Regions from separate parts of the Homo sapiens genome. Here region 2 is linked to region 1. A link is an interaction called in ENCODE POLR2A ChIA-PET data of the cell type or tissue named here. Cell type or tissue: PC-9. All regions are shown on one strand. Links, peaks and the distances in the headings refer to the core of each region. The heading gives the core; the rest is flanking DNA.

Region 1 (16,208 bases), core at 4,603-12,602:
AAAATTTTTAATGCTCACCAGACGTGGTGGCTCATGCCTGTAATCCCAGCACTTTGGGAGGCCAAGGCAGACAGATCACCTGAGGTCGGGAGTTCGAGACCAGCCTGACCAACATGGAGAAACCCTGTCTCTACTACAAATACAAAATTAGCCGGGCGTGGTGGTGCATGCCTGTAATCCCAGCTACTTGGGAGCCTGAGGCAGGAGAATTGCTTGAACTCAGGGGGCAGAAGTTGTGGTGAGCCGAGATCACGCCATTGCACTCCAGCCTGGGCAACAAGAGTGAAACTCCATGTCAAAAAAAAAGAAAATCCCAAGATTTGGACATATTTATTTGGAGCACTTTTATATACCTTGAGATAAAAGAACTTAAAAGATAGAAATACTAAATTTCAGTGTCAGATTCAAAGGTATTGAGGTTTTATCCATTTCCAACTACAGTGTTTGAACTTTTGGTACTCCTAAAATAGTACTCATGGCCTTTTACCCCTTACAAAAATAAAAAAAATTCTGGCTTTGGTATATTTACGTGCTTTGCTTTGCAACCTGATATTTTTCACCTGTCTTTCTTAAGACATACTCTGCCGTCCATTAATCATCAATTGGATCTAAAATGAAAGCACCGCTGTTGGGGTTCTGTTAAAAAAATAGAAACTCTCACTCTGTCATGCCGTCAGTGGCACAACCATGGCTCACTGCAGCCTCAAACTCCTGGGCTCAGGTGATCCTCCCACCTCAGCCTCCTGAATAGCTGGGACTACAGGTATTACAGGTATACCCAGCTAAAAAAAAAAAAAATAGAAACATATTGGTAACAATCATGTGTAGTGGTTTTGTTTCAGAAATAAAATACACATTCAGTCAGGTGTGGTGGCTCATGCCTGTAATCCTGGCACTTTGGGAGGCTGAGGCAGGAGGATCACTTGAGCCCAGAAGTTTGAGACTAGCCTGGGCAACACAGTAAGACCCTCTCTTTACAAATAAATAAATAAATAAATAAATAAATAAATAAATAAATAAATAAATAAATACGAAAATTAGCTGGACATGGTGGTAAGTGCCTGTTGTCCCAGCTACTAGGGAGGCTGAAGTAGGAGGATTGCTAGAGTCTGGCAGGTTGAGGCTACTGTGAGCTGTACTTGGGCCACTGCACTCTAGCCTGGGTGACAGAAGAGCAAGACTCTGACTTGAAGAAAAAAAGAAATGGACATTCATATCATTTATAAAAGTGAATGGTTGATGATAAACCTTTTTTTCCCCCATACTGGAAAGGATTTCCTGAGATCATTATTTCTTTTTTTCTCTGCCTCAGCCTCCCGAGTAGCTGGGATTACAGGCGACTGCCACCACACCTGGCTAATTTTTGTATTTTTAGTAGAGACGGAGTTTCACCATGTTGGCCAGGCTGGTCTTAAACTCCTTAACTCGTGATCCACCCACCTCGGCCTCCCAAAGTGCTGGGATTATAGGCGTGAGCCACTGTGCCTGGCCAAGATCACTATTTCTTTATGAATTTTTAGTTAACAGTCATTGTATTTAGCTACAAATAAATCTTTAAGCATGGAACAGAATCAGACTTAGACCAGAAGAAAAATATTATCATGAAAGGCCTCCCAATTGTGATTATTGCAATTATCATATTGTGATAGATGGTTCATGATTTAGAGGATCAGTTAGGTCCTGCAAGACAGAGAGACAAAGCAGGGGCAAATCTCCCTGGAGTTTTCTTTGTGGAGGGTACGGTAGGCAAAATGATGGTCCCCCAAAATGTTCACATCAAAATTCTCAAAACCTGTCCTATGTTATGTTACATGGCAAGAGAGATAAAGTTGCAAAGGAAATTAAGGTTGCTAGTTAGCAGATCTTAACATAGGGAGAGCATTCTGGATTATCCAGGTGGACCCAATATAATCACAAGGGTCTTTAATAGGAGATGAGGGAGGCAGAAGTGAACCAGAGGGATGGTTGATGAGGTGAAAAGAACTCAAGCTGCTATTGCTGGTTTTGAAGATGGAGGAAGAAGGCCATGAGCCAAGGAATGCAAGTGGCCTCTAGAAACTTAAAAGGGTGAGGGAATGGATTATCCCCTAGAGCCTCCAGAAAAGAATGCAGCCCTGCTGACACCTTGATTTTATTAGGGAGACCATTTTGTACTTCTGAATTACAGAACTGTGAGACAATACATTTGTGTTGTTTTCAGTCACTAAGTTTGTGGTAATTTGTTTAAGCAGTGATAGGAAACTAATACAGAAGTTCTCTCCAAACAAAGACTAACAGACCATCTTCCTCCAAAGATGCTGTTTGGCATTCTGGAATTTCACGAAACTATGAGTTACAAAGTTCCAAAAAGAACTGAGCCATGGGGAGAGGCTGAAAACCAAAGTTGTGGAGGCACAGTGATCAGCAGTTAGCAGAGAGTGCCTCTCATGTTTGACACCGTAAAGAATGGAGAGGAAATATAAACGAACTATTAACCTCAAGGAGAGGCATGATTAATAGCAATACTTGGTATTTATGGCCAGGTGCAGTGGCTGAGCACTTTGGGAGACTGAGGCGGGCAGATTGATTGAGCCCAGGAGTTCAAGACTAGCCTGGGCAATAAGACAAAAACCCCGTCTCTACAAAAAGTACAACAATTAACAGTTTATTAGTGGCAAGCGCCTGTGGTCCCAGCTACTTCAGGAGGCTGAGGTGGAGGATCACGTGAGCCTGGGATAGGTTGAGGCTGCCGTGAGCCGTGATGGTACCACTGCATTCCAGCCTGGGAAACAGAGTGAGACCCTGTTCAAAACAAAACAAAACAAAACAAAACAAAACAAAACAACTTGGTATTTTTATGTTTTATTATTTATTTATTTATTTATTTTGAGACGGAGTTTCACTCTTGTCACCCAGGCTGGAGTGCAATGGTATGTTCTCTGCTCACTGCAACCTCTGCCTCTTGGGTTCAAGCGATTCTCCTGCCTCAGCCTTCTGAGTAGCTGGGGTTACAGGTGCCCAAGACCAGGCCCCGTTCATATTTTTGTATTTTTAGTAGAGACGGGGTTTCACCATGTTGGCCAGGCTGGTCTTGAGCTCTTAACCTCAGGTAATCTGCCCGCCTCAGCCTCCCAAATTGCTGGGATTACAGGTGTGAGCCACCATGCCTGACCTTATTTTAAATAGTCTCATTTAATTCTCCCATCAATGCTATGAGGTAGAAATTTTTATTACTCCATTTTGTAAATAAGAAAACGTGAAGCTAAGAAAATTATTTTTCCTGCAATTAGACAACAGTAAATGGAAGAGTCGGGATTCAAACAGATCTGTCTGGTTCCAAAACCTTTAAATGCTTCACTACTTTGGTATCTGTCCTACCAGAGCCACTCAGCCGGGAAGTGTACGATATGTAGAGATTGCTTATTAGATCAGGTAATTTCTGATCGTTAAGTGGAGGTTACGGGCAGACATGTGGACATTGTGCAGCGGTATCCACCCTCCAGGTATCTGCTTCTCATGAACATGAAGTCTTCCTAAAATGTACCCACTGTCAAACATCACTGCCAGTGGTGGCTTCTTGCTGAACATTTTTAATCAACTGTCCACCATAAACCTAAATCTGACATGTCTAAACTATAGCTCAACTCTACCTCTCTACCTCAATCAGACCTTTCTCCTGACTTTCCTATTTAAGAATTTCATTATTCTTAAACCCAGCCATGTAGATTCAACATCTATAAAAACTATGACAGCCACTATTGGCTAAGAATGCATTCCTGTTTTTGTGCTAAGCATTTTAGATGTCATCCATTTAATCCTCCCAATAACCCTATGAGGAAGGTACAATTGTTAACCCCATTTTATAGATGAGGAAATTGAAATTTATATAAATTGCCAAAGGTGACACCTTAGCATCATCTTTCATTACTCATCTCCTTCACCCTCCATAGCTCGTGAGTCACCAAGTCCTGTCAATTCTCCCTCTGTATTGTTACTTGTGTTTGTTGCTTTCTTTCCATGTCCATTGTCACTGTACCAGTCTTGCCCGTTTTTGACCTATTGACCTATGCCTGAATTGCTACCATAGCCCAATATGGTCTTCCTTGTTCTATAATCTCCTTCCTCGCATCTTTCTAATTTGCTTTGGTCAGAGTAAGCCACCTAAAGTCCCACTTTTATTCCATCTATCTTCAAGTTCAAACCTTCAAACTGAAAAAGATACACCCAAATGTCCCCAGAGGTAATCTTTGGAGAGTGTTATGATAGCAATATTTTTTAAAGAAATTAAATAATTTAGCTATATTAAAAATAAAAGAAAAATGTGTTACAACGATATGTTGAAATGATAGGCCAAGATGCATATAAAGATTAGCAACCATTGTACCCTATAAAATGTGTGGTTCTAGCCTTGGGGAACTCTCACTGGCCATCTGACCATCTCAAATATGCAAATCCTTTTTTGAGAGGCAAATCTTCTTATAAAAAGAACAGTTATGTAAATGTGTTTAATGTTTTCCATGTACTTATACATTTTATTATTAGTATTAAAATAACAAATGTACGTGGAAAAAAAAAACTCAATCAAAATACTACCAAAGGAAAATAGTAACTGTGTGTGGGGAAAGATGTGTTAATTAATTTGATTGTGGTAATCATTTCACAATGTATATGTATATCAAATATTCGTACTGTATGCTTTGAATTATATAATTTCTATTTGTCAATTATGCCTCAGTAAAGCTACTGAAAAAAGAAAAAAAATTCCACCAAAGGATAAAACAATAAAAAAATTTATCTCTCAAGGTAACTATTGAATAAGGTGTTTTGTATATTTTTCTTCACACTTCTCTGTAATTTACAGATTTTTTTTTTCTTTTTTCTTTTTTTTTTTTTTGTTGTTGTTGTGACAGAGTCTCTTGCTCTGTTGCCCAGGCTGGAGTGCAGTGGCACAATCTTGGCCTGCGCCACCACGCCCGGCTAAATTTTAATTTTTTAAAGTAGAGACAGGGTTTCGCCATTTTAGCCAAGCTGGTCTGAAACTCCTAGCCTCAAGTGATCTGCCCACCTCTGCCTCCCAAAGTGCTGGGATTACAGGCATGAGCCACTGCGCCCGGCCAATTTACAGACTTTCTACAATGAACATGTATTGCTTTATAATAAAACATAAGGTCAATAAAGCATAATGTAAACAAAGGAACCAAACTCTCCGTCATTCCCTGCTACTTATAATATAAAGTCTAAAATCTTTGACTGAGGCCTGATGTAATTTGGCCCAAACTGCTTTCCAGGCTTATTATATACCCTTAAATTTAAATGTTCTGCATCAGGTAAACTATTTTAAACCCAATTTTTCCTGCTGTATCTCTGACTTCTGCTTCTTTTTTCTTCCTGAAATGAGCTTCCCCATTCTCTTTCAATATCCCAACTCAATCTATTGTTCAAGGTCTTAGACCCAAGGAGAGCCTTTCCTAAGAAGGAAGGAGTCAGTATGTAGTGTTTACTATGTGTGCTAGGCCCTCTACTTGGAGCTTTACTTGGTACTTCATGTAACCCTCACAATAACTCTGGAAGGTTGATGTTATCTTCATTTTGCAGATGAGGAGACTATGTTTCCCTCAAGCCACACAGCCAGTGTGTGGTGAAGCTGGAATTTGTTGCCGGCTGAATCTTCTGCCCCAGGTCAGCAAGTTCTCATTTTTTCTAACTTTTGTAGCTCATATCTGAATGATACGTTTTACCAGTAATCACAGAAGTGCTTTCTAATATAGTGGCATTTCCTATAATGTTATTTTTAACTAAGTTTGTGGTAATTTTTGTTGGTGGTAACTTATATTTGTACTTTTGTTTATCTTCTCAACAAAAGCTCCTTTTGGGAAAACTTGGGTTCGAGTCCTAACTTGCTACTAGCTATTTGTCTTTGAGCAAACTCTTTAACTTTTCTCAGCCTCAGTTTCCTCCACTGTAAAATACAAAATAATAATATCTAACTCTTGAGGGTTATGAGAGTTAAAAGCCCAGAATATTCCTTGTACAAAAGAGCTGCCTGTGGTGTATTTGATTTGACATGATGATAGTTTATTTTCAAATCCATTACATTTCCAGTTTCTTTATAGTAACTAGAAATATAGTAAACCACTATAGTGGTTTGAGATTTTTTTTTTTTTTTTTTCCCCAAGACGGAGCCTCGCTCTGTCACCCAGGCTGGAGTACAGTGGTGTGATCTTGGTCACTGTAACCTTGGCCTCCTGGGTTCAAGCAGTTATCCTGCCTCAGCCTCTCGAGTAGCTGGGATTACAGGCATCCACCACCACACCCAGTTAATTTTTGTATTTTTAGTAGAGATGGGGTTTCACCATGTTGGCCAGGCTGGTCTTGAACTCCTGACCTTGCGATCTGCCTGCTTCAGCCTCCCAAAGTGCTGGGATTACAGGCATGAGCCACTGTGCCCAGCCGAGATATTCTTAAAACTCAGTGACCTAAACTAGAGGTATAGATCTTTTGTGTCAAGACAATAGAAAATTGACTACATAAACTTTAAAAGTATTTTTAATTAAAATCGGTTTTCTGCTTTTTGGTCAGAATATCCCATCTTGCTGTTTAACCAACATTGAACAAGAGGTTCAGTTACTGGTTAAAGACTGTTCCTAAGGTAAATGTTTACATTTATAAACATGAATGTTGTGACTGAATGTTGTCACTGTTAGTCCAGAAAGCCACTGTGAATTTAAAAACTTAGTACACTGAGACATATGTTTACTCAGAAAATGAAAAAAACATTAAAAAATCTCTGGCCTTCAAAAACAGCAATTTTAAAAAACAGATTATTTATATCAGAAAAAAAGGAAGCCAAGCACAGTGGTTCATGCCTGTAATCTCAACACTTTGGGAGGCCGAGGCAGGAGGATTGCTTGAGTGCAGGAGTTCTAGACAAGCCTGGGCAACAAAGCAAGACTCTGTCTCTACAAAACAAACAAACAAACAAAAATTAGCTGGGCATGGTGGCACATGCCTGTAGTCCCAGCTACTCAGAGGGCAAGAGGACCACTTGAGTCCAGAAGGTTGAGGCTGCAGTGAGCCATGAAGGTGCCACTGTGTTCCAGCCTGGGTGACAGAGTGAGACCCTGTCGAAAAGAAAGGGAAAGGGGAAGGGGAAGGGAATTACTGTATTCATTCCAATTATTTTCTTCAGGGTCAGATAAAAAGAAGCAAAACTCACCTAAAGAAATGGTTCATACGGCCGGGTGCAGGGGCTCATGCCTGTAATCCCAGCCCTTTGGGAGGCTGAGCCGGGTAGATCGCCTGAGGTCAGCAGTTCGAGACCAGCCTGGCCAACATGGTGAAACCCTCTCTCTACTAAAAATACAAAAATTAGCCGGTGTGGTGGCACATGCCTGTAATCCCAGCTACTTGGGAGGCTGAGACAGGAGAATTACTTGAACCTGGGAAGCAGAGGTTGCAGTGAGCTGAGATCACACCGTTGCACTCCAGCCTGGGCAACAGAGTGAGACTCCAACTCAAAAAAAAAAAAAAAAAGAAAAAAAAGAAATTGTTCATAATTTTTTGGCTTTTACAGCATCTTTATTACCATTCTTTAATTTTTCAATTCCTGCACAGATTATTTATTTATTTATTTATTTCTTTGGAGATGGGGTCTCTCTCTGTCACTCGGGCTACAGTGCTATGGCACAATCTTAGCTCACTGCAATCTGGAACTCCTGGGCTCCAGCAATCCTCTTGCTTCAGCCTCCTCAGTAGCTGGGTCTATAGGTGCATGCCACCATGCCTAGCTAATTAAAAAAAAACAATTTTTTTTGGTAGAGACAAAGGTCTCACTATGTTGCCCAGCCTGGTCTTGAACTCCAGGCCTCAAGTGGTCCTTCCACCTCAGCCTCCTGAGTAGGTAGGCCTACACACATGTGCCATCACACCTGGCCTTTCTGCATAGACTTTCTAGTAAAGGTGCTGTAAGACCTTTACTTGCTAAACTGAATTAGATTTAATTTCATTCTGAAGTTTGTGAGAGTTGGACATAATCCTTAGGATAATTGTGGAGGCAGAATAAAAATTAGACAGGGGCCAGGCATGGTGGCTCACACCTGTAATCCCAGCACTTTAGGAGGCGGAGGTGGGCAGATCACTTGAGCCCAGGAGTACGGGACCAGCCTGGGCAACATGGTGAAACCCAGTCTCTACTAAAAATACAAAAAGTAGCCAGGTGTGGTGGCGCATTCCTGTACTTCTAGCTACTTGGGAGGCTGAAGCAGGAGGATTGCTTGAGCCTGGCAGGTGGACGTTGCAGTGAACCAAGATGGCGCCATTGCACTCTAGCCTGGGTGACAGAGTGAGACTCAAAAAAAAAAAAAAAAAAAAATAGGTATTTGCCACTTAAATTTAAATTTTTGGTGAGTTGTGAATCAACAATTGAGAAAAATTATAAGCAACTGCTAATCTTTTTAGCTTTTTATTTACTTTTTTCCCTACTACCACTATTTTTTTTAATTATAAAAGTAATTTTCAGCCTTTTAAAAGATAAATACACCTGAGGTTAGAAATGACAATTCTATTATTATTCATATTTTACTTCACTTTTATTAAAAGACTTGTCAAAATACCCTGACAAGAGCTGTAAGTGTGTGTTCCATCTAATACTGAAAATAAAGTTTCGGCTGTAAGTAGTAAAAATCTCTCCTGAGATTGCAACTAAGAAATTCTCATTTCTCATTTGTCTAATCCCTATTTGTTATGAATTGTTTTATTAAAACAAAACAAAACCTTAGACTGCTTGGCAAGTCATTAGGATTTTTGTAGGGTTTAAATATTCTACATCTGCCTCTAACAAGATTATCCGACTTTTCTCCTTCTCTGAACAAGCTTCTTGAAACAGTGGTTTATATTTCACAGTTTCCATTTTATTCCTTCTTACTCCTTCTTCGGCTCATTGCAATCTTGCCTTTGCAAGACTGCCTTCAGCAAAAACCACTCTCTCCCCAGTCAATTTATTGCTAAATCAAAGAAATACATTTTCATCTTTACCTTAGGGGACTTCCCTGAGGTATTAACCCACCAAAAACACACTCTTGCCCTGCTTGAAACTTTCTTGGCTCTCTTTCTGTAACAGCCATTTTCACTGCTTTCTTTTCTACTTCTCTAGTTTCTCCTTCTCAGTCTCCCTATGAGCTTTTTTTTTAGATGGAGTTTTCCTCTTTTTGCCCAGGCTGGAGTGCAATGGCGCAGTCTTGGCTCATTGCAGCCTCCGCCTCCTGGGTTCAAGTGATTCTCCTGCCTCAGCTTCCTCAGTAGCTGGGATTACAGGCATGCGCCACCACGCCCAGCTAATTTTTGTATTTTTAGTAGAGACAGGGTTTCACCATGTTGGCCAGGCTGTTCTCGAACTCCTGACCTCAGATGATCCACCCGCCTTGGCCTCCCAAAGTGCTGGGATTATAGGCGTGAGCCACCACACCCAGCCTATGAGCTTCTTTAAACCTCATAATTCCCTTGATTGCCAACATTTTTTTTTGCTTCACTTTCCCTGTGGTCACATCCGCCATTCATGTCTACAACTGAATATGGTGAATGAATCCAAAATCCTTGTCTCTTACCCAGACACTGCCTCTGACCTTCGGACATTGATAAATGCAATAACTCACTCCTCTTGAGGTTCCATAGGCCCCTTGAACTTGACATGCTTAAAATTCAATTTCTTACCTTTTCTCTTCCCAAAATAAGCAGCACCACCATCCACTCATTTGCTCAGAAACCTGGGAGTTACCCTTGACACTGCTTTTCCCCTTAATAGCTCATGTCTAATTGGTCGCAAGGTCCTTTTGATTCTAGCTTATCATCTTGTATCTGTCTTCTCTTTTCCATTTGGTTCTCTAACTCGTACAGTTGTTTCCTGTCTTGCTTTACGTCTGCCCCACCTAACCATTCTCTGTATGGAAAAGTGTGAATCTGATCTTTCTTGTTTAAAAATTTTTCAATGGCTCCTCCATTGCTTGCCTTGAAAAAAGTCCAAATCCTTTGATATTTTAGACAGGGTTTCACTGTGTTGCCCAGCCTGGAGTGCAGTGGCACAATCACAGCTCACTGCAGCCTTGACTTCCTGGGCTCAAGTGATCCTCCTGCCTCAGTCTCTGAGTAGCTGGGACTACAAGCATGTGCCTCCCCAACTGGCTAATTTTTTTTTGTTTTGTTTGTTTGTTTTTTGAGACAGAGTTTCACTTTTGTTGCCCAGGCTGGAGTGCAATGGTACGATCTCGGCTCACTGAACCTCTGCCTCCCGAGTTCAAGCAATTCTCCTGCCTCAGTCTCCCGAGTAGCTGGGATTACAGGCATGCGCCACCATGCCTGGTTAATTTTTTGTATTTTTTTAGTGGATACAGGGTTTCTCCCAGGCTGATCTCAAACCCCCAACCTCAGGTGATCTACCCTCCTCGGCCTCCCAAAGTGCTGGGATTACCTTACAGGTGTGAACCACCATGCCCAGCCACACCTGGCTAATTTTTTTAAAGTTTTTTTGTAGAGACGAGGCCTGGCTACGTTGCCCAGGCTGTTCTCGAACTCCTGAGCCCAAGTGATCTGCCTGCCTTAGCCTCCCAAAGTGCTGGGATTACAGGTGTGAGCCACTGTGTCCCACTGGCAAGTTAACTGTAAACTGAGAAGATTAATAGTTATGAGAATTAAATGAGGTAATATTCAATAAATGCTAGCTATTATTTATTATGATTAATATCCTCAGTCATGTCTTTGAAAATAGTACTATCATTTCCTTAAGATAAATTCTTTTTTTTTTTTTTTGAGACAGAGTCTAGCTCTAGCTCTGTCACCCAGGCTGTAGTGCAGGGGAGCCATCTTGGTTCACTGGGCTCACTGCAACCTCTGCCTCCCGGGTTCAAGCAATTCTCCTGCCTCAGCCTCCCGAGTAGCTGGGATTATAGGCATCTGCCACCACTCCCGGCTAATTTTTGTATTTTTAGTAGAGAGAGGGTTTCACCATGTTGGCCAGGCTGGTCTCGATCTCCTGACCTCGTGATCCACCTGCCTTGGCCTCCCAAAGTGCTGGGATTACAAGTGTGAGCCACCGCACCCGGCCAAGATAAATTCGTAAAGTAGAATTGTTGGGTATGCATTTTTAAAGACTTTCATAAGCATATTGCCAAACTGCCCTCCAGAAGAGTTATACCTGTTTATATTCTCACCAGTGCTAATGAGAAAGTCTGTTTCTCCATATTGTTAACTCAACTGTGGGATTACCGGTTTTTAAAATAACTGCCAAATTGATAAGTGAAAAATTGTCTAGTTTTTATAACTTATTGAGTCTGTTTAACAAATCTGCTGCAGAAAGATCAGATATAGACTGATAATATAGAGTGTTGGCCGGGCTGGTCTCGAACCCCTGACCTCAGGTGTCAGACTGGCCAAAATGGTGAAACCCCGTCTCTACTAAAAATACAAAAATTACCCAGGTGTGGTGGTGCGTGCCTGTAATCCCAGCTACTCAGGAGGCTGAGGCAGGAGAATCGCTTGAACCTGTGAGACGGAGGTTTCAGTGAGCTGAGATCGCGCCACTGCACTCCAGCCTGGGTGACAGAGCGAGACTGTCTCAAAAAAAAAAAAAAAAAAAAAGTGTTACTGCTATTTACTTTGTTTTGATTGTACATCTTAACATTCATGTTTTTCATCTCCTTCAGGACTGAGAACTTACACATTTTTGAACTCCTTTACTTCCCTCTTTCCTTCCAGTTCCTTAGGAATGAGCATGCACTTGTGTAATTGAGTTGAATAAAATTTAACACATATTTCCTATTAAACTTTAAAGCTCAATAGTCCAGTTTCTTTGTATACCTTTCCATGGGGAGCACAGAGTGCTGTGCTGAGTGTTGGTGACCTGTTTGGAATTCCTTTTTAGTCCCTAACTAGCTATACAACCTTGGGCAAGTCGTTTAACCTCTTTGGACCTTCATTTTCTTACATGTAATGTGAGATGGTACCAGGTAATTTCCTAGGTATCTTCTAGTTCTCACATCACGCAGGTTAACATTTTTCTTCCAAGAAGTTCCTTCCTACTTTGCTGTAAATATTGCCCTCCTCCAACATAGTGTCATCTCTGAGGCAGAACTTGCTTCTTTCTAGAACTGTAATTTGTTCAGTGTCATGAACCCTAAGATAACAGTAGCAGCTACTATCCCAGAAGTATAGCCAAGACTTTAATGTGAAGTAGGTCTTATTCACTTTTTTTGTGTGTGTGATAAAATCCTTTGAAAGTTTGTTGCAGCTGTGCATGGTGGTTCATGCCTGTAACCCCAGCACTTTGGGAGACTGAAGCAGGAGGATGGTTGAACCCAGGAGTTCAAAACCAGCCTGGGCAACAAAGCAAGACCCCATCTCTACAGAAAAAAAGTTTTATTTATTTATTTTTTATTTTTTTGAGACAGGGTCTCGCTCTGTCGCCCAGACTGGAGTGCAGTGGTGCGATCTCAGCTCACTGCAAGCTCCCGGGTTTACGCCATCCTCCTGCCTCAGCCTCCCGAGTAGCTGAGACTACAGGCGCCCGCCACCACACCCGGCTAATTTTTTGTATTTTTAGTAGAGACGGGGTTTCACCGTGTTAGCCAGGATGGTCTTGATCTCCTGACCTCATGATCCGCCCGCCTTGTCCTCCCAAAGCGCTGGGATTACAGGCATGAGCTACCGCACCCGGCCAAAAGTTTTAAAAATTAGCCAGGCATAGTGGTTTGCACCTGTAGTCCTAGTTACTTGGGAGGCTGAGGCAGGAGGATTACTTGAGCCCTGGAGGTTGAGACTGCAGTGAGCCATGATTATGTACTCAAGCCTCGGCAGTAGGAGACCTCATCTCATTAAAAAGGAAAAGAAAAGAAAATCTGTTGAAAGCTAGGGACCCACTCACAGAAAAACATGTATAAGCATATATACACAAAATTTTAGGGGGCTCTTAGACCCTCTGGAGCCCATCTATATACTCTCTAGGAATCCACAAATCCTAGGCTAAGAACATTTGACTTAGGAACATTCAAAGGATCCTTGGAGATTAACAAAATTGTCAAAAACTCTCTCTTCCTATTGGAAAAGGGAGCTGTTATATTACCTAAAAAATAGAGAATATTAAAACTGTTTTTGCTGCTGCAGCTGAAGCCATGCATATGCTCAGGCTTCAGAGGAAGTTTTCCTCTAATGTCTTTTGCTGTGGCAAAAAGAAGGTCTGGTTGGCTCCCAGAGACCAATGTTAACTCCCATCAGCAAATCCAGAAGCTGATCAAACATGGGCTGATCATCCGCAAGCCTGTGCCTGTCCATTCCCAGGCTCCTTGATGCCAGAAAACCTTGGACCATCGGAAGGGCAGGCACCTGGGCATAGGTAAGCAAGAAGGTACAGCCAATGCCCAAAGGCCAGGGAAGGTAACCTGGATAAGGAGAATGAGGATTCTGTGCCAGCTTCTTAGAAGATACTGTGAATCTAAGAAGACTGATTGCCACATGTATTACACTCTGTACCAGAAGGTGAAAGGGATTGTGTTCAAAAACAAGCGTATTCTCATGGAATTGTCCGCAAGCTGAAGGTAGACAAGTCCCGCAAGAAGCTCCTGGTGGACCAGGCTGAGGCCCACTGGCCTAAGACTAAGGAAGTGTGCAAACTTCATGACGAGTGCCTCCAGGCCAAGAAGGAGGAGATCATCAAGATGTTGTCCAAGGAGGAAGAGACCGAGAGATAAAGCTCCTCCTTTCTTGTCTATACATAGTGGCCTCAGTAATTACATAGACCATTCAAACAAAACAGGCTTTTATCTGCTTGAAAAAAAACCCAACTCTCTAAAACGCAACCTTTTATGCTTACTTAATTGCAAATGTCCTCTTCATAAATCAGATCATGTACTAACTGCTTAAATCTTTCAGAATAGAATCTGAACTCCATACACTATAAGGTACTACATAATCTGGCTCCTGCCCACCCTTGTTTTATACTTTTGTGCCCCACTGGCTTCCTTTGGCTCTGGGAACACACCAACTCTCTACAAGTCACTCTGTTTCTGCTGAACGGTCTTAGAGTGACCTGTTTTCTCTACCCTGACCACTTCCCCTGTTGCCATCCTTAAGGTCTCAGTTCAAATGTCCCCTCTTCATTTGAACTTCCCCCACCACCTTCACCCCTACCCCAAGTCACTCACTATCACCTCACCCAGTTTTTTTTCCCTGTGTAGTCCATCTTGTCACAGTCCAGGCCGTGGTTTTTGTTTATTGGCTTATTGTCTTCTCTCTCCACTTGAATGTTAGTTTCATGAGAGATAGGTAATCTTATTTATAACCATATTCCCAGAGCTAGGTGCAGTGCCTGGCACATAAGGGTAGTAGGCACTCAATCACTGTTTGTCAATGAATAAACTTCAGCCAGGGATGGATTAAGTAAGACCTTAAGAGGGTCTAAACACTAAGGATTATGGTGCTTCTCCCCCATATTTAATTCTAACCAGCAATTTTGGTGCTCCTTCCCCATATTTAACTCTAACTAAAAAACAGTACTAAACCACACACTTACATGTACTGAAGCAAAAATAGCTTCTTTCTAGATTATCTGATTGTAAACCTTGGACTCCCTGCCTTGCTGGTGCCCTAAGTGTATGTGCTCTTCCTCTGTCTTGGGGGAGTCTAGCACTCACTCAGTCCTCTAGATGTGTTGGACACTGTTTTAGTTTAAGATTGCTTATGACTACAAAAAACCTTGCTGGGATATTGATGAAAATTACGTTAACTCTATAGATCAATTTGGGAAGAAATGACATGTTTATTGATTCTTCCAATCCATGAATATAGTATGCCATTCCAATTATTTGTCTTCTTTAATTTCTTTCATCAGCATTTTATAATTTTCATCACACAGATGTTGTACATGTTTTGTTAGATTTATATGTAAATATTTCACGTTCTTTGGAGCAATTGTAAAATGGTTCTGTTTTTAATTTCTGTTTCCACATTTTTTATTATTATTTTTTATTTTTTATTATTTTTTTTTTATTGATCATTCTTGGGTGTTTCTCGCAGAGGGGGATTTGGCAGGGTCACAGGACAATAGTGGAGGGAAGGTCAGCAGATAAACAAGTGAACAAAGGTCTCTGGTTTTCCTAGGCAGAGGACCCCGCGGCCTTCCGCAGTGTCTGTGTCACTGGGTACTTGAGATTAAGGAGTGGTGATGACTCTTAACGAGCATGCTGCCTTCAAGCATCTGTTTAACAAAGCACATCTTGCACCGCCCTTAATCCATTTAACCCTGAGTGGACACAGCACATGTTTCAGAGAGCACAGGGTTGGGGGTAAGGTCACAGATCAACAGGATCCCAAGGCAGAAGAATTTTTCTTAGTACAGAACAAAATGAAAAGTCTCCCATGTCTACTTCTTTCTACACAGACACGGCAACCATCTGATTTCTCAATCTTTTCCCCACCTTCCCCCCCTTTCCATTCCACAAAACCGCCATTGTCATCATGGCCCGTTCTCAATGAGCTGTTGGGTACACCTCCCAGACGGGGTGGTGGCCAGGCAGAGGGGCTCCTCACTTCCCAGTAGGGGCGGCCGGGCAGAGGCGCCCCTCACCTCCCGGACGGGGCGGCTGGCCAGGCGTGGGGCTGACCCCCCCACCTCCCTCCCAGACAGGGCGGCTGGCCTGGCGGGGGCTGAGCCCCACCTCCTTCCCGGACTGGGTGGCTGCCGGGCGGAGACGCTCCTCACTTCCCAGACGGGGTGGCTGCCGGGCGGAGGGGCTCCTCACTTCGCAGACGGGGCGGCTGCCGGGCGGAGGGTCTCCTCCCTTCTCAGACGGGGTGGCTGGGCAGAGACGCTCCTCACCTCCCAGACGGGGCGGCGGGGCAGAGGCGCTCCCCACATCTCAGACGATGGGCGGCCGGGCAGAGACGCTCCTCACTTCCTAGATGGGATGGCAGCCGGGAAGAGGCGCTCCTCACTTCCTAGATGGGATGGCGGCCGGGCAGAGACGCTCCTCACTTCCAGATGGGGCAGCCAGGCAGAGGGGCTCCTCACGTCCCAGACGATGGGCAGCCAGGCAGAGACGCTCCTCACTTCCCAGATGGGGTGGCGGCCGGGCAGAGGCTGCACTCTCAGCACTTTGGGAGGCCAAGGCAGGCGGCTGGGAGGTGGAGGTTGTAGCGAGCCGAGATCACGCCACTGCACTCCAGCCTGGGCACCATTGAGCACTGAG
Region 2 (16,208 bases), core at 564-8,563, 54 kb before region 1:
AAGAAAGGCATAGTATATGAATCCAAGGTTTCTGTATTTTATGTCATTTCCTATAAAGTTACATTTAAAACTACATAATCACCACTTCTCTAGCTTAACTTTTTCTCAGTAATAAACCAAATGTTTTGGCTTTTTGTAACAGCTAATGCCTAAAGTTCTAAGAGAGTAAGTATAACACAGGATTATTGTAAATCTTAGCTATAACAATGTATATGAGACTACTTTATAAAGAAAAAAAGTATTTGGTAAAAGGAATTTGAGGAGATTAAAAAAATAAAAGAGAAAAAAGTATTACACAAATGTAGGTTAGTACCAGTTGCCTTAACTACTAAACTTTATATATTTCATAAGCCATAAAGACTGAGGAACAGATAGGGGGCGTTAATTAGGAACCAAGAACCAGCAGCTAAAACTGAAATCAAGCCCACTAATTCCTGGGCCAAAAGACCATTCTTCACAATTCATAGTTTTCACAAACTCAATGATAACCACATTGTTCCCTTGCTCTTTCCTGATAACTTCTGTGAGGAAGCATATTAATATGGGTAAACAAAATTACTGACTTTCATGTACCGACATAAACTCCAAAGAAAACTATGAAAATAACCCCACACATCTAGCTTTTTTTCCTGTTCTAATTTTATTTCTACTGACATAGAGTCATGTGAAAATTTAAACAGCTGGCTTTAAAACAGTATACCTCTTTACCCACTATCCATTTTATGTCTTTTTCTGCCCTAGAGCACATTTGTGAGATGCGGACAGTGAGCCCAAGGGAAACAATAAAGACCTGTCTCCCTACCTCCAATCACTTAGAAAAGAAACCCGCTAGCCAGTGATTTTTCTTACCCTTCACAGAGAGCTTCTTTCACAAAGGTGGGCTATTAAAGATGTTAGACATCAGTAAGGTTTCTGAAATACTAAGTCTGTCTTCATTATATGTCAAAAGTGTTAAAGTCTACTGATTACAAGCAAGACTAAAGGTCCCAATTTTCCAACTCCCTGTTTTAAACACTTTCTCTTTTAAGACAAGCTAAACTAAAGGTCATGACTTTTTCAAAGTAAGCACCTGGAACTGTGTCATATAATTCTTAGTACCTGGTAATCAGTATTTAATAAATGACAGTTAAAAAACAAAAGACATTCTTAAATAACCAATGTGTCAAAGAAAATTGTGATTATGAGAGAAATTAGAAAAATACTTTGAGGAAAATAGATGGCAATTGTGATTACAAGGGAAATTAGAAAAATACTTTGAGATGAAAGAAAAAGAAAATACAACATACCACAACTCATGGGGTACAACTGGAGCATTCCTCAGAGGGAGCGGAACACACCTTTTTGTTTGTTTTAAAGAAGAAAGGTGGTTTCAAATCAGTAATCTAATCTTCCACCTTAAGAAACTAGCAAAAGAAGAGCAAATTAAACATAAAGCAGACAGATAGAATGTAATGATAAATAGTAGGCAGAGATGAATAAAATAAAGAATGGAAATACAACAGAGAAAAATCAATGAAACCAAAAGATTGTTCCTCAAAAGGATCAACAAAATTCACCAACCTTTAGCTAGACGGACCATTAGAGAAAGAAAAAACTCAAAAATACTAAAATCATGACCGAAAGAGACACCATTACTAACACTACAGAAATAAAAGGGATGCAAAGGAATACTAGGAAAAATTGCATGCCAAAAAAACTAGATAACCTAGATGAAATGGACAAATTCCTAGAAAGACACAAAGTAGCAAAACAGACTCAAGAAGAAATAGAAAATCTGAATTAGATCTATAGCAATAACAAGACACAATCAGTAATAAAAAATTTTATTCGATTAGTAATCAAAGAAAAGCCTAGGTTTACATGACTTCACTAATGAATTCTACCAAATATTTAAATAATTAACCTCACAAACTCTTCCAAAAAGTGGAATAGGAGAAAGCTTATTTCAACTTACTCCACGAGGCCAATATGTACTTGAAACCAAAACCAAAGATATCAGAAGAAAACTACAGACCAATATGGTCTTGTGAATTTATATGCAAAAAATCCTCAATAAAATACTAGAAGGCTGAATCTAGCAACAAAGAAGATTATACACCATGACTAAAAGGGATTTATCTCAAGAATAAATGTTGGTTTGACAACTGAGAAATCAATTACTATAATACACTGTATCAACAGGAAAAAAAGGACAAAACTTGCATGTTCATCTCACACACACACAAAAAAAGGACTTGACAGAAATTCAACATCTTCACATGATAAAAACACTCAATAACCTAGAAATAGGAGGAAACTTCCCCAATCTGATAATGGACATCTACAAAAAACCCACAGCTAACATCTTACTAATGGTAGAATACTGAATGCTTTCCCCCAAAGATCATGAATAAGGCAACAATCTTGTCTTCTCTCATCACTTCTATTTAACACTGAACTACCAAGAAAAAATAGGAAGCATTCAGGGAAAGGAAAGGAAAAAGTAAAGCTATCTCCTTGAAGGTGACATGATTTTATATATAGAAAATCCAATCCAAAAGAATTCTTGCCCCCCTGAAAAAACCTATTAGAGCTACTAAATGAGTAGAGCAAGGGTCCAGGATACAAGATCAATATACAAAAATCAGTTGTGTTTCTACACACTATCAATGAACAATCTGAAAATGAAATTAAGAAAATGACTCCACTTACAGTAGCCTAAAAAAGAATACAATACTCAGGAATAAATTTAGCATAAGGAGTGTCAAATCTGTGCACTAAAAACCACAAAATATCATTAAAAGAAATTAAAGAAGATCTGATAAATGGAAAGGCAGCCCATGTTAGTGGGCTGGAAGATTTATTATTATTAAGAAAGGAATACTCCTCAAATTGATCTACAGTTTCAACAAAATTCCTATCAAAATCTCAGCTACCTTTTTGCTGAAATTGGCAGGCTAATCCTAAAGTTCACATGGAAATACGAGGGACCCAGAATAACCAAAACAATCTTGAAAAAGACGCAAATTGGAGGGCTCACACTTTCTGATTTCAGAATTTATTAGAAAGCTACAGTAATCAAGACAGTGTAATACTGGCACAAGGACAGACATACAGACCAATGGAAAAGCATAGAGAATCCAGAAATAAATCCTTACGTTTATGGTCAATTGATTTTTGACAAGGTGCCAAAGCAATTAAATGGGGAAAGAATAGTCTCTTCAATAAAGGGTGCTGGGACAGGTGGATAGCCACTTGCAAAATAATTAAGTTGGATCACTACCTCGTACCATATACAAAAATTAAAAATTGAACAAGCCGGGTGCAGTGGTTCACACTGTAATCCCAGCACTTTGGGAGGCTGGGGCGAGAGGATCTCTTGAGCCCAGGAGGTCAAGACTGCAGTGAAGCTGGGTTTGTGCCACTGCAGTCCGGCCTAGATGACAGAGTGAGACCCTGTCTCAAATTTAAAAAAAATAGAACAAAGGCCTAAATGTCAGAGATAAAACTATAAAACTTAGAGGAAAACAGAGGATTTACTCCTTATGACCTTGGATTAGGCAATGGTTTCTTAGATATGATAAGCACAAGCTACCAAACTGTATTTCAAGGATAATCAAGGTAAAAAGACAACCCACAGAATGGGAGAAAATATTTGTAAATCACAAATATGATAAGGGACTTGTATCTAGAATACATAAAGAACTCTTACAACTCAATAATAAAAAGACAACCCAATTTTAAAAAGGGGCAAGGATTTGGATAGACATTCCTCCAAAGAAGATATACAAATGCCAATAAGCAAATGAAAAAATACTCAACATCATTAGTCATCAGGGAAATGTGAATGAAAACCACAAAATATATCACTTTACACCCACTAGGATGTTTACATAATCAAAAAGATAGCCAATGCCAGGCATGGTGGCTTAGCCTGTAATCCCAGCACTTTGGGAGGCTGAGGTGGGCGGATCATAATGTCAAGAGATCAAGACCATCCTGGCCAACATAGTGAAACCCCATCTCTACTAAAAATAAAAAACAATTAGCTGGGCATGGTGGCGCGCGCCTGTAGGCCCAGCTACTCGGGAGGCTGAGGCAGGAGAATCGCTTGAACCCGGGAGTTGGAGGTTGCAGTGAGCCGAGATTGCACCACTCCATCCTGGCAACAAAGTGAGACTCCGTCTCAAAAAAAAAGACAACCAGTAACAAGTACTGGTGCAGATGTGGAGAAAGTGAAATCCTCATACATTGCTGTGGGAATGTAAAATGGTGCAGCCACTTTGGAAAACATTTTGGCAGTTCCTCAAAAAGTTAAACATAAAGTTTATAACCTAGCAATTCCAGCCCTAGGTATATTCCAAAAAGAAAGGAAAACATAGGTCCACATTAGAACTTGTATATCAATGTTCACAGCACCATTACTCATGATACCTAAAAAGCAGAAACAACCCAAATGTCCATCAACTGATGAATAGATAACAAAAAGTAGTATATCCATACAATGGAACATTATTCAGCTATAAAATGGAATGAAGTGCTGACACACGGTACAACACTGATAGCCTTGAAAGCATTATGCTAAGTGAAAGACAAATACAAAAGGCCACATATTGTATTATTCCAAATCTATAGAGACTTAAAGTAGATTAATGGTTGCTTAGGGCTGAGAAGGGAAGAAAAAATGGGGAGTGCCTGTTAATGGCCTCAGAGTTTCTTTTTTTCTTTTTTAAATCAATAGACTTTATTTTTTTACAGCTGTTTAGGTTTACGGGAAAATTAAGAAGAAAGTACAGGGAGTTCCTATACTATCCCCTCTCCACTCTCACAGTTTCCCTTATTATTAACATCTTTCATTAGTGTGGTACATTTATTATAATTGATGAACTAACATTGATTTATTATTAGTAACTGAAGTCCACAGTTTACATTAGAGTTCACTCTTGGTGTGGTATATTCTATGAATTTTGATAAGCAGTATCATACAGAATCGTCTCACTGCCCTAAAAACCCCCTGTGCTCCATCTATTCCTCCCTCTCTTCCTCCCTCTCCTGAAACCCTGACAATCACTGAACTTTTTACTATCTCTACAGTTTTGCCTTCTCCAAAATGGCTCCTTTCACTTAGCAATATGCATTTAAGGCTCCTCCATGACTTTTCGTGGCTTGATAGCTTGTTTATTTATTTTTCTTTCTTTCTTTTCTTTTCTTTTTTTTTTTAAGAAACAGGGCCTCGCTATGTTGCCCAGGCTGGTCTCAGACTCTTGGGCTCAAGCTATCCTCCTGCCTCACCCTCCCAAGTAGCTGGAACTACAGGTACACCTAGCAACTCGTTTCTTTTTACTGCTAAATAGTATTCTGCCAGAGGGATGTACCACAGTTTGTTTGTAAGAGTCTCTTCTTGGAGTGATAGAACTGTTCTGGAATTAGATAGTGATGATCATTGCACAATTCTGTGAATATACTAAGAATCACAGGATGAACAAATTAAAAGGGTGAATTTTATGGTTTGTGAATTACCTTTCAATAAAGCTATTATTTTTTAAAAAGACATGGTTGCCTAGTGAGCCTGAAAAAGCAAAAATAGCTGAAAGGAAAGAATCAAGGTAGCACAGATACAGAAGCTTATGAGAAGAATGAGTATTCTGGAGGGGAGGGGTCAAGCATAAGGTTCTAACTCATGAGTTTTAAGGTTGAGAATTAAGATAAAACTGGATTTAATCAAGGGAGGGATTGCTGATAATTCTATAATTAACCATTACAGCGAAAGACAAAACAGAAATCAGTCTGCAAAGGCCTGAGGAAATTATGGATGGCCTAGGCTTCACAGTCAACAAGTTTAACTTCCACAGAAAGAGAACATATAATTATAGTTGCATGCTCTTTAGGAGTTAACTGGGGCTTCTTAAAATGAGGAAGCCTCCAGCACCCACATTTAATCCTATTCCAAAGATTCTTGGACCATTTACCTCCCATTTTTCAGGACAAACAGAATAAAAACATAAATTCGGGGCTAAACCAGGGTGTGTGGTCAGAAAGCGCTCATTATGAACAAGGCCTTGAGTGAGGCACTCTACACGCTATCTCATGTTATTTCACATTACCTCAGATGAGGTAAGCACTATTATCCTCATCTTTTTCAGGTAAAGAGGAGCACATTAATTCCTTTATTCAATGACCCTTTATTAAATACCCACTTTGTCCCAAACACTGTAAAACTCTAGGGATAAATACAAAACAATAGGACACTTAATCTTAATGTATTTAGACTAGTGAAAAGAAGCAGATATGAAATAAACAATAACATTGCAGATAGCAGAATATCAATATAGACAAGAATGCTGGTGGTGGAGGGATGTGTATACATAGACACAGATAAGGATATGTGATCTCTTCATTTCATAGATGACAAGATTTTAGTCCAGAGACTTCCATCAGAGCAAGGACTAGAACCCAAGTCCCTAGATTTGTATCATGGCAACCTGTCAGAAGGTAATCAAGCATGCCTATTACCATCCACATCTCAGACAGGACACATTAATCTGATCATATAATTTCCTGAAAAAGCTCTAACACTGACAGGTGCATTAAATGCACTGCTGTATTTATGCTATACAGTCATTCATTTAATGTAACTCACTTTGATATTAGGCACTCAGTTAAGGGGTGTGCTGAGGAGGTTAACTAACAAACTTTTTCATGTTACACCTCATTGAAGTTTCCCTCTGCTATTGTGATTCTCCATGCTCACCCACTAAAGTGATGCCAATGTATTCCTTTATAAACCTCTGATTTCTCTCTTCTTCTCCATTCCTACTGAGAGGGACAGGGGACAGAAAATTCTAGACAGAAAAGGGTGGGTCCCCGACAAAACCCCATCCTCAAGCCGAAAAGCCTGAAATGACGGCCCAAAATGAGAACTTACATCCCTGTTTTCCCACTCGAATGTTGCCTTTTCCTAAATCACCCATGGCCCTGCCCCACCCCATCCTGTGCCTATAAAACCCCCAGACGAGACTGGTAGACGAGACTACGGCTAGATGTCAGAGAGAAGTGGCTTGACTTCAGAGGAATGGCTTGACGGCATAACTTCAGAGAAGAGTCTGGCTGGAGACAGCTGGACTTCAAGGGAAGATTACCTACCAGTCCCATCCCCTTTTCAGTTCCCCCTCCTGCTGAGAACTACTTTCATCAGCAATAAAATCCCCTGCATTCACCATCCTTCAATTCATTTGTGTGACCTCATTTTACCTGGACGCTGGATAAGAGCTTGGGAGCCACAAGTGCAGATACAAAAGGCTGTCACACTGGCCCTTTGTCCTTGCTGGTGGAAGGCAGTTGCCTCACAAGAAAAGGCAAAGAGTCCACTGAGCTATTAACAGTTGAGCTATCCACGGATGGCAGAGCTCAAAGAGCACTGTAACACTCCCTCTGGGGCTTCGGAAGTCTCAGGCACCCCTACCTGGATGCTGCCATTGGGCCTGCATAAAGTTCACTCCTGCTAGCACCAAAGCAGCTGGCCGATTCCCGTGCTCATTCACTCCAGTTCCCTCACTCATTTGCTCACATGCTCCCTCCTGCAAGGAGTTGAGAGTGGTGGGCTGAGTATATGAGGCACCCGTTGTGAGTCCCGTGAAAGGGTCAGGGAAATATCCTGCTTCACTGACTCCCTAATACCAGTCAGGGCACTACTCACAGGTTGTTACAATAGGTTCCCAGTGCATCTCCCCACCATCTCTCCGTTTCCACCCCACTTCCCTAGTCAATTCATTTTGCAAAGAGCTGCCAGATTAACCTTTCTTTTAATAACTTTAGGGTGTTTTTCTTCCCTGTAAAAAAGTAATACCTGATCATTATAGAAATAATAAATTTTCTCTAATGGCCCCTGGCCATGTCACCCTCGAGTTCAAGAAAAGACCTCTGGCTCAGCACTACTTACTAAGTCACCATATCCAGTATACTCATTTCTTGGGGCTGCTGTAACAAATTACCACAAATGTGGTGGCTTAAACCAACAAAAATTTATTCTCTGGCTCTGGAAGTCCAGACTGGGGCAGTCTGGTGGAGCTGCATTCCCTCTGGAGGTCATGGGGAAGAATCCATTCTTTGCCTCTCCAGCTTCTGGTGGCTGCCAGCATTCCTTGACTTGTAGCCACATCACTGCAATCTGCCTCAGTGGTCACGCTGCTTCCTCATCTGTCCATCAAAGCTCCCTCTACCTTAGTCTTATAAGGACACTTGTCACTGGATTTACGGCCCATCCACATAATGGAGGATAAGCTCCTCTTCTCAAAATCCTTAATCACATCTTTTGCCATACAAGGTAATATTCATTGTTTTACCATATAAGGTGATAACCACAGGTTCCAGGGATTCAGACATGGACATATCTTTTTAGGGGCCACCATTCAGCCCACTGCATCCAGGATTCCCACAAAAAGCCAGTTCTCTCTTTCATTATCCCCAGCAGGCACCCTCTCTATCAACTCAAGCCAGTCTCCCTAGAGACCACCAGCCTGAACCCCATCCCCTGCATTTCTAACTATACCTACATTTCTATTTTCCCTCTATCCTCCCACCATCCAGAAGGGCAAATCTTGTTTTATTTTGTTAAGATCAGCTCTAGCCCTCTTTCTCTGAAGCTCTCACTGACCACCACCCTCAGTCCATAAGTCATTTTTCTTCAAAGTTCTGGAACACAGAGTTAATATCCCACTGAATTTATATGCTTTATTTTTTTTTTAGTGGACTCACACATTTTTCTATCTCCCCAAGTAGTCTGAGCTCCTCAAGCACAGAAGCTGTGTTTTCTACTTCTTTTGCAACCCCATAGTATCCAGCACAGAGCCAGGCATTTAAGAGATATTTATTAAAAGATTGATAATTTAATGAAATGAAAAAGAAAAATCAGCAATATTTTGAAAGTGATTTAAACTGATACTACTATCACCAACAACTTTAAAGAAGTTGTTACAAAAAAAAAAAAAAAAAAGAAGTTGTTACAAAGAAATGCTCCCTCTCAGGGATGTAAAATCTGAAAAGCAATTAAGAACTCTTCTTTTATCACCCTTTTTACACTTATTTACATCCTGATGCTCTAATTAAGGCAACTAATAAAAGTTTCAAGTTGTTAAAGTTAAGAGAACTACTGTATTTAGATGAAGAAGTACCAGCAGCCTCAGCCAAAAAGGAAAACAGGAGGGCTTGTTTTGTCTTTCTCTTAAAAACATAAAGAGAAAAGTTATCTCCCACGGATTAAAGAAAAATTAAGATAAATATGAATGTGGCTAGCCACTGCTCTTTACCACTTTAAAGAAAAAAAACAAGCAGTGGCGTTTTCATTTGATGTTAAGGCTCCCATAACTTCCTTCACAGCTGTGGGTTAGGCTTCTTCTCTTTTTATATTTGCCAGATCTACAGAAAGCAGCAAAGTCTACTCACATCTTCCTGCTGCTAACCTTTCTGCCAGTTTTTCTAGTCGACAGGAGAAAGATCAAGTAGGCATCTCTAGCCTGAGAGTTAACTTCTGCCTCTCCTCTCTCAACCCCTATCCCCTCCCTCATCCCCCACAACTGGTAAGTCCTCTTTTTAAAAGTCTCTCCACTCTTAGATGGCATAACAGCCCTGTCTTCTGGTTCTCTTACGTCACTGACCTCTCTTTTCAGTTTATTTTGCTGAGTCCTATTCTTCAAGAATCTTCTGATCACTTTAGAGTTTTCCAGGGTTCTCTTTAGCTCTCTATTCTCTTCACTCTTTATCTTTTCAGAATTTTATGCACGCCGCATCAACTGCAACTTACATTGTAAAGTCTCTAATATGGTCTTCAGTCCAGGCCTTTCTTCTGTGCAATCTAACCATGCCAGTGAGAATTCAAAAAAGACCAGGATTTATTGAACTCAGTATGTATTAAGTTATTTTGGTATGGGATCACACATATATTACATTTAATTCTCACAATAACTCAATAAGGTCCTTATTAACACACCCAATCCGTATCTGAAGAAAGTAATATCTGAAGAGATTAAATAATCTGTCCAAAATCACAACAGTTTGAAAGGGTGAAAATGAGATTTGAACTCCAGTCATATGCTAAAACCCATGTTCTTTCATAATCGGACCGTCTGCCTCTGGTCTTGTCCCAGTTCCTACATTTTCACCCTAATCTGTTCTCCATATAGCCATTGGCATTTTTCTTCAAAAACACAAATCAGATTTTGTCACTTCTGCTTTAAAACCCTTCAATGGCTCCCCAACATTTATGGCCTTGGTTTTCAAACCTCATTACACATAAGAGCCACTCAACTGGGAAGCCTATTAAAATTTAAATTCCCAGACCCTATCCCGAAAGAATCTGATTCACCAGGTCTCTTCCACTCTGAAAGATACTGACCCAAATTTGTCAGCCTTGTTTACCAGGTATATTGTAATTTGGTCCCTGCTTATCTTTCATCCTCATCTCTGACCACACCTCTACTTCTGCTTTACGCTGTAGCTCAGGGTTAATATATCACCGCCCTGCTGGCAACTCAAATATAGCCTGCTGCCAGTTTTTTTTTTTTTTTTTTTTTGGTTTGAGACGGAGTTTTGCTCTTGTTGCCCAGGCTGGAGTGCAATGGTGTGATCTCAGCTCACCACAGCCTCTGCCTCCCAGGTTCAAGCAATTCTCCTGCCTCAGCCTCCCGAGTAGCTGGGATTACAGGCATGCACCACCATGCCCAGCTAATTTTGTATTTTTAGTAGAGATGGGGTTTCTCTATGTTAGTCAGGCTGGTCTCGAACTCCTGACCTCAGGTGATCTGCCCGCCTTGGCTTCCCAAAGTTCTGGGATTACAGGCGTGAGCCACTGTGCCTGGCCCAGTTTTTGAAAATACAGTTTTACTGGAACACAGCCATGCCCATTCATTATATTCTGCTTATGGTTGCTTTCATGATACAATGGCAGAGTGGAATAATTCCAACAGAGACCATATGGTGTGCATGGCCCTTTACAGAAAGTCTGTCGATCCTTCTCTAGCTGTACCAAAATACTTACTTTACTGTGCAAGATGCTTTACAACAGGATATTCCATCTTTCCTGTTTTGGAGGGGACTCCAGTTCTTTAAAGATTCATTCCTACTCTGTAAACCCATGTCTGACGTTCCTCGACAGTTAAGCACCCACTCTTACTGCCCCAAAAGAACTTTGCCTCTATTGCCCTCATTTTCTACCTCACTGTATTGTAATTACTTTTCTATTTGTCTGCCTCACCCAATAAAATGTTCCCTGAGAACAGTTACAAACTCTTAATCATCTTTGCAACTCCAATGCCTAGCACAATGCCTCGTACATATCAGGTGTCCAACAAATGTTGAATGAATTAATAAATAAACTTTTCTGAAAATCTTAAGAGGACAAAACATTCTGAATAAGGTTATTTAAACTTAGATTAAACTTAGATTAAGGTTATTTAAACTTAGATTTCAACTGGTTTCTGTGGTATTTAAATTACTCCTTGGTTTCTGAATTATCTGTAGAGGTACTCAAGTTGAAATGTGCATGTAACCTAGACAAGAAAGGAAGGCGGCCGGGCATGGTGGCTCATGTCCGTAATCTCAGCACTTTGGGAGGCAGAGGCGGGCAGATTGCTTGAGCTTGGGAGTCTGAAACCAGCCTGGACAACACAGGCTGTCTCTACAAAAAATATTTTTAAATTAGTCAGGCATGGTGGCAGGTGCCTGTGATCCCAGCTATTCCAGAGGCTGAAGTGGGAGGATCGCTTGAGCCAGGGAGGTGGAGGCTGCAGTGAACCATGATTGCACCACTTGTGCCCAGCCTGGGTGACAGAGTGAGACCGTCTCAAAAAAAAAAAGAAAAAGAAAAGAAAAGAAAGCAAGCACATTAATGTCTACTGTCAGAGATTTGTTTAATAGACAACATGGCTCTTTTGTCTTGGTCTTCTAGAAAGTGTTGATGTGAGTAAGAGGACAGGAAAAGCAGAAAATGTCTGGGCTATAAGGCACGGCCCAAGGAAGGTAGCTCCAACTGCAGCAGAGGATGGTTAAGGAGCCAAAAGATAAATGAGGGAATGTCAAAGAGATTTTTTTGCCAAATTAAAATTTTTTTGAGAACCAGAACTACTCAGAACTGGAAAGAATCAGAAGACTTTGGCAGAGGGAGAGGGTTAAAAGGGTAAGGAAAGTGTAAGAAACCTCATTTCCAGATAATCACGTAGAACACAAGGTAGAAAAGAAGTGTGGAGGGAAATGGCAGCTCACATTGGCATGCTGCAGCCAGTAGTTGGCCCACTCCTGCATCAGTCCCTCAACTGGATCTTGACGCCTTAGGATATTTCAATTCATTCATGTGTTCATTCAATAAAGTCCAACATAAAATAAAAAATAAGAACCTTCTATCTATGATCAAAGCCTCTGAAAATAACACATTTCTATTTTCTAATTGAATGCAGCAGGTCAAGGGAGAAGAAACTTTCCTTTTTCCTTTGAGACAGAGTCTGGCTCCACTGCCCAGGCTGGAGTGCAGTGGCGTGATCTCGGCTCACAGCAACCTCCACCTCCTGGGCTTATGCAATTCTTGTGCCTCAGCCTCCCTTCTGAGTAGCTGGGATTATAGCTGCATACCACCACACCTGGATAATTTTTTATATTTTTTGAAGAGATGGGGTTTCGCCATGTTGCGCATGCTGATCTTGAACTCCTGAACTCAATCCACCCACCTTGGCCTCTCAAAGTGCTGGGATTACAGGCATGAGACACCACACCTGGCCAAGAAGAAATTTTCATAAAAACAAGCACTTTTTCCTAGTGGTAAACATGGAGGTGGCCTCAGGAGACTACCTTTCTCACACTATCTAACTTAATGACAGAGCTTAAGTTCATTTTATGTCCCACCCCACTGCCCCTGTCCCATCTGGAGCATAGTCTGGAGCAAAGGGTAGTGTAGGTGTTACAAATCTTATACAACAGCATATACTTAAGAATTACTAAAATGATCCCTCTCCCTCTCCCTCCTCTCCCTCCTCTCCCTCTCCCTCCTCTCCCTCTCCCTCTCCCGTCTCCCACTTTCCACGGTCTCCCTCTGATGCCCAGCTGAGGCTGGACTGTACTGCCGCCATCTCGGCTCACTGCAACCTCCCTGCCTGATTCTCCTGCCTCAACCTGCCGAGTGCCTGGGATTGCAGGTGTGCGCCGCCACGCCTGACTGGTTTTTGTATTTTTTGGTGGAGACGGGGTTTCGCTGTGTTGGCCGGGCTGGCCGGGCTGGTCTCCAGCTCCTGACCGCGAGTGATCTGCCCGCCTGGGCCTCCCGAGGTGCCGGGATTGCAGGTGGAGTCTCGCTCACTCAGTGCTCAATGTTGCCCAGGCTGGAGTGCAGTGGCGCGATCTCGGCTCGCTACAACCTCCACCTCCCAGCCGCCTGCCTTGGCCTCCCAAAGTGCCGAGACTGCAGCCTCTGCCCGGCCGCCACCCCGCCTGGGAAGTGAGGAGCGTCTCTGCCTGGCTGCCCATCGTCTGGGATGTGAGGAGCCCCTCTGCCCGGCCGCCCAGTCTGGGAAGTGAGGAGCGCCTCTTCCCGGCCGCCATCCCGTCTAGGAAGTGAGGAGCGTCTCTGCCCGGCCGCCCAACGTCTGAGATGTGGGGAGCGCCTCTGCCCCGCCACCCCATCTGGGATGTGAGGAGCACCTCTGCCCCACCATGACCCCATCTGGGATCTGAGGAGTGTCTCTGCCCCACCGCCACCCCGTCTAGGAGGTAAGGAGCATCTCTGCCCGGCTGCCCCGTCTGAGAAGTGAGGAGCCCCTCCGCCCGGCAGCCGCCCCGTCTGGGAAGTGAGGAGCGTCTCCGCCCGGCAGCCGCCCCGTCTGGGAAGTGAGGAGCGTCTCCGCCCGGCAGCCGCCCCGTCTGGGAGGTGTACCCAACAGCTCATTGAGAATGGGCCATGATGACGATGGCAGTTTTGTCGAATAGAAAAGGGGGAAATGTGGGGAAAAGAAAGAGATCAGATTGTTACTGTGTCTGTGTAGAACGAAGTAGACATAGGAGACTCCATTTTGTTCTGTACTAAGAAGAATTCTTCTGCCTTGGGATGCTGTTAATCTGTAACCTTACCCCCAACCCCGTGCTCTCTGAAACATGTGCTGTGTCCACTCAGGGTTAAATGGATTAAGGGCAGTGCAAGATGTGCTTTGTTAAACAGATGCTTGAAGGCAGCATGCTCGTTAAGAGTCATCACCATTCCCTAATCTCAAGTACCCAGGGACACAAACACAGCGGAAGGCCGCAGGGTCCTCTGCCTAGAAAAACCAGAGACCCTTGTTCACATGTTTATCTGCTGACCTTCCCTCCACTATTGTCCTGTGACCCTGCCAAATCCCCCTCTCTGAGAAACACCCAAGAATGATCAATAAATACTAAAAAAAAAAAAAAAAAAAAAAAAAAAAAAAAAAAAAAGAATTACTAAAATGAGCATCTCAGGGACCTACTGCACCGTAGTAAAGCACAAGGAATCACTGTTAGGTAATATAATAATGATAACGTGTTTTGAGAGCCTACTATGTGTTAGAGTCTGTACTAGAGCTTTAAATGTATCAACCCTAATCTTCACCAAGGCCTCACCTATTGGCCACATTTAACAGATAAGGAAATGGAAGCTCAAAAAAGTTAAATAAATTAGCCAAGATTTTTTCCTTCCCAACTAGCCTAGTAGGAGATCTACTCAGTATTTGAGCTCTGCTACTTAACACTTTCCTAAACCCCCACTTTAGAGATGCCAAATCTGTCTCTTGCTTTATTTCTCTCATTTGCCATTGTAAGTATGTGCTGGCTGGTTTGCTCAGCTGGAGCACACTGATTAATAAAGCCCGAGTACATCAGGGCAATCTCCTTAATGTCACCCTGATTCAATTCAATTCAATCTCTATAAATGAGTACTTTATGCTGTATTAGGCACACTGCTAGAAACTTGGGAGGCAAAGCTATTCCCCATTCAAATCTGTCCTGCTCTCACTCCAGCCAGCTAGATGGCAGAGTGTGGAGAACTCGCAGCAAACTCATTTATCACCACTGGTAAAAACAACTCAGAATACAAAATCTTTATAAAGGGAGGCCCTCACATTATCATCATCATGTTTCCTGACCTACTCACTCAAATACTACCTCTCTATAACTGCTGTTCCTGCCTACTCTGTCTTCTTCCTGTTGCCCTGGTCTTGCTGTCAGCCAGTTTATCATCCTTTATGCTCTCAAGGGCACAGCCACCATACTTCCAAACCCCAATCCTCATCTTCCCTTACACTGAAGAAAATGGGACGAGAGAGTGTGACTCATACAGAATGTGAGGGAAAAGTGTGTTTTGTGTGTATGTCTGTATATACTAGGAGGACAGTACAATTTTGTGGGATTATAACTAGGGCACAGAAAACGCAGGGCTGGGAGCTGCCAAAGCCTTATATAAGGACAGTTTCACACTGCCTGACTGTTGAAGGAGAGTCCAGTATTATACATGACATGTAAATATTACTTATCTACAACTACAACATGCATTCAAAGTGCAAGTAGAGTATTCCAGAGGCACTCTCCATCCAGAGACATTTAAATGAATTTTCTTTTTGATGCTCACTAAGGTTTTCAAAGCTGCTGGTTTCTAAGTACTTATAAAAACAATGAATTAATAAAGAGTGAGAATCAAATTCACTGTGCTTACCTGTGTATCCTTTAGGAAGTAATTCACGGATAGCTTGCCCTCAAATTTTAACTTCACTCTTTCAGGCTAAACAATGACATTTTGAACCTTCCTTCACCCCACCAGATTGCTAGTTTTAGAAATAACTTTTATATGATCTTACAGCTAAGTAGCCCAAAATCCTATGTATTTTTCTTCGACTTATTTGAAATTATTGAAGACTTTCAGAAAGTTGTTAAATGTTTCAAAGGTCTGAAAAGGAAAAAACTGAAAATCAGAAAGAATATATTCTGAATCTCAAGTTAGGAAAAATAAAGAACAGTATGTTCTTCTACCATCCTTAAATACCCATAACATTAGTATTATTTTCTCATCAAGATAATAGATACAGTGTTAATATTTAATTTCAAAATTAACACTGAAAGATCAAGCTACCAAAGACTTTTATGAAATATTATTTCTGCCTTTTGGCTGGAACTGCCATCTTCCAGTAATTCACCAAAATGATTAACACAAAGGCAAAGAGAAAAGGCACCAACAGATGTTCTCC

Evidence for each region. ChIA-PET counts read pairs that join two places held together with the same protein. Peaks named below come from ENCODE experiments on the same cell type or tissue, not always from the same donor. Only the 100,000 strongest peaks of a DNase experiment are listed, where the experiment ranks them.
Region 2: POLR2A ChIA-PET joins it to region 1 with 25 read pairs; 15 of 35 experiments call an interaction of 5 or more read pairs at or near these places.

The regions. Positions count from the first base shown.
Region 1 is chr12:12,565,705-12,581,912 of GRCh38, reverse strand. It overlaps LOC107984486 (a long non-coding RNA gene), which reads left to right. Exons shown (of 3, transcript XR_001749010.1): 2 at 5,575-5,658; 3 at 6,559-6,778. It also overlaps the pseudogene RPL19P17. Among named protein-coding and RNA genes, the nearest start is that of DUSP16, 11 kb to the right of the region's middle. In PC-9, for the core only: no CTCF peak of the experiment used is centred there; no DNase peak of the experiment used is centred there.
Region 2 is chr12:12,615,863-12,632,070 of GRCh38, reverse strand. The region is part of intron 1 of CREBL2 (cAMP responsive element binding protein like 2); the gene reads right to left. It also overlaps the pseudogene RPL21P136. Among named protein-coding and RNA genes, the nearest start is that of CREBL2, 12 kb to the right of the region's middle. RefSeq lists a silencer at 7,162-7,456. In PC-9, for the core only: no CTCF peak of the experiment used is centred there; a DNase peak (open chromatin) is centred at 3,810.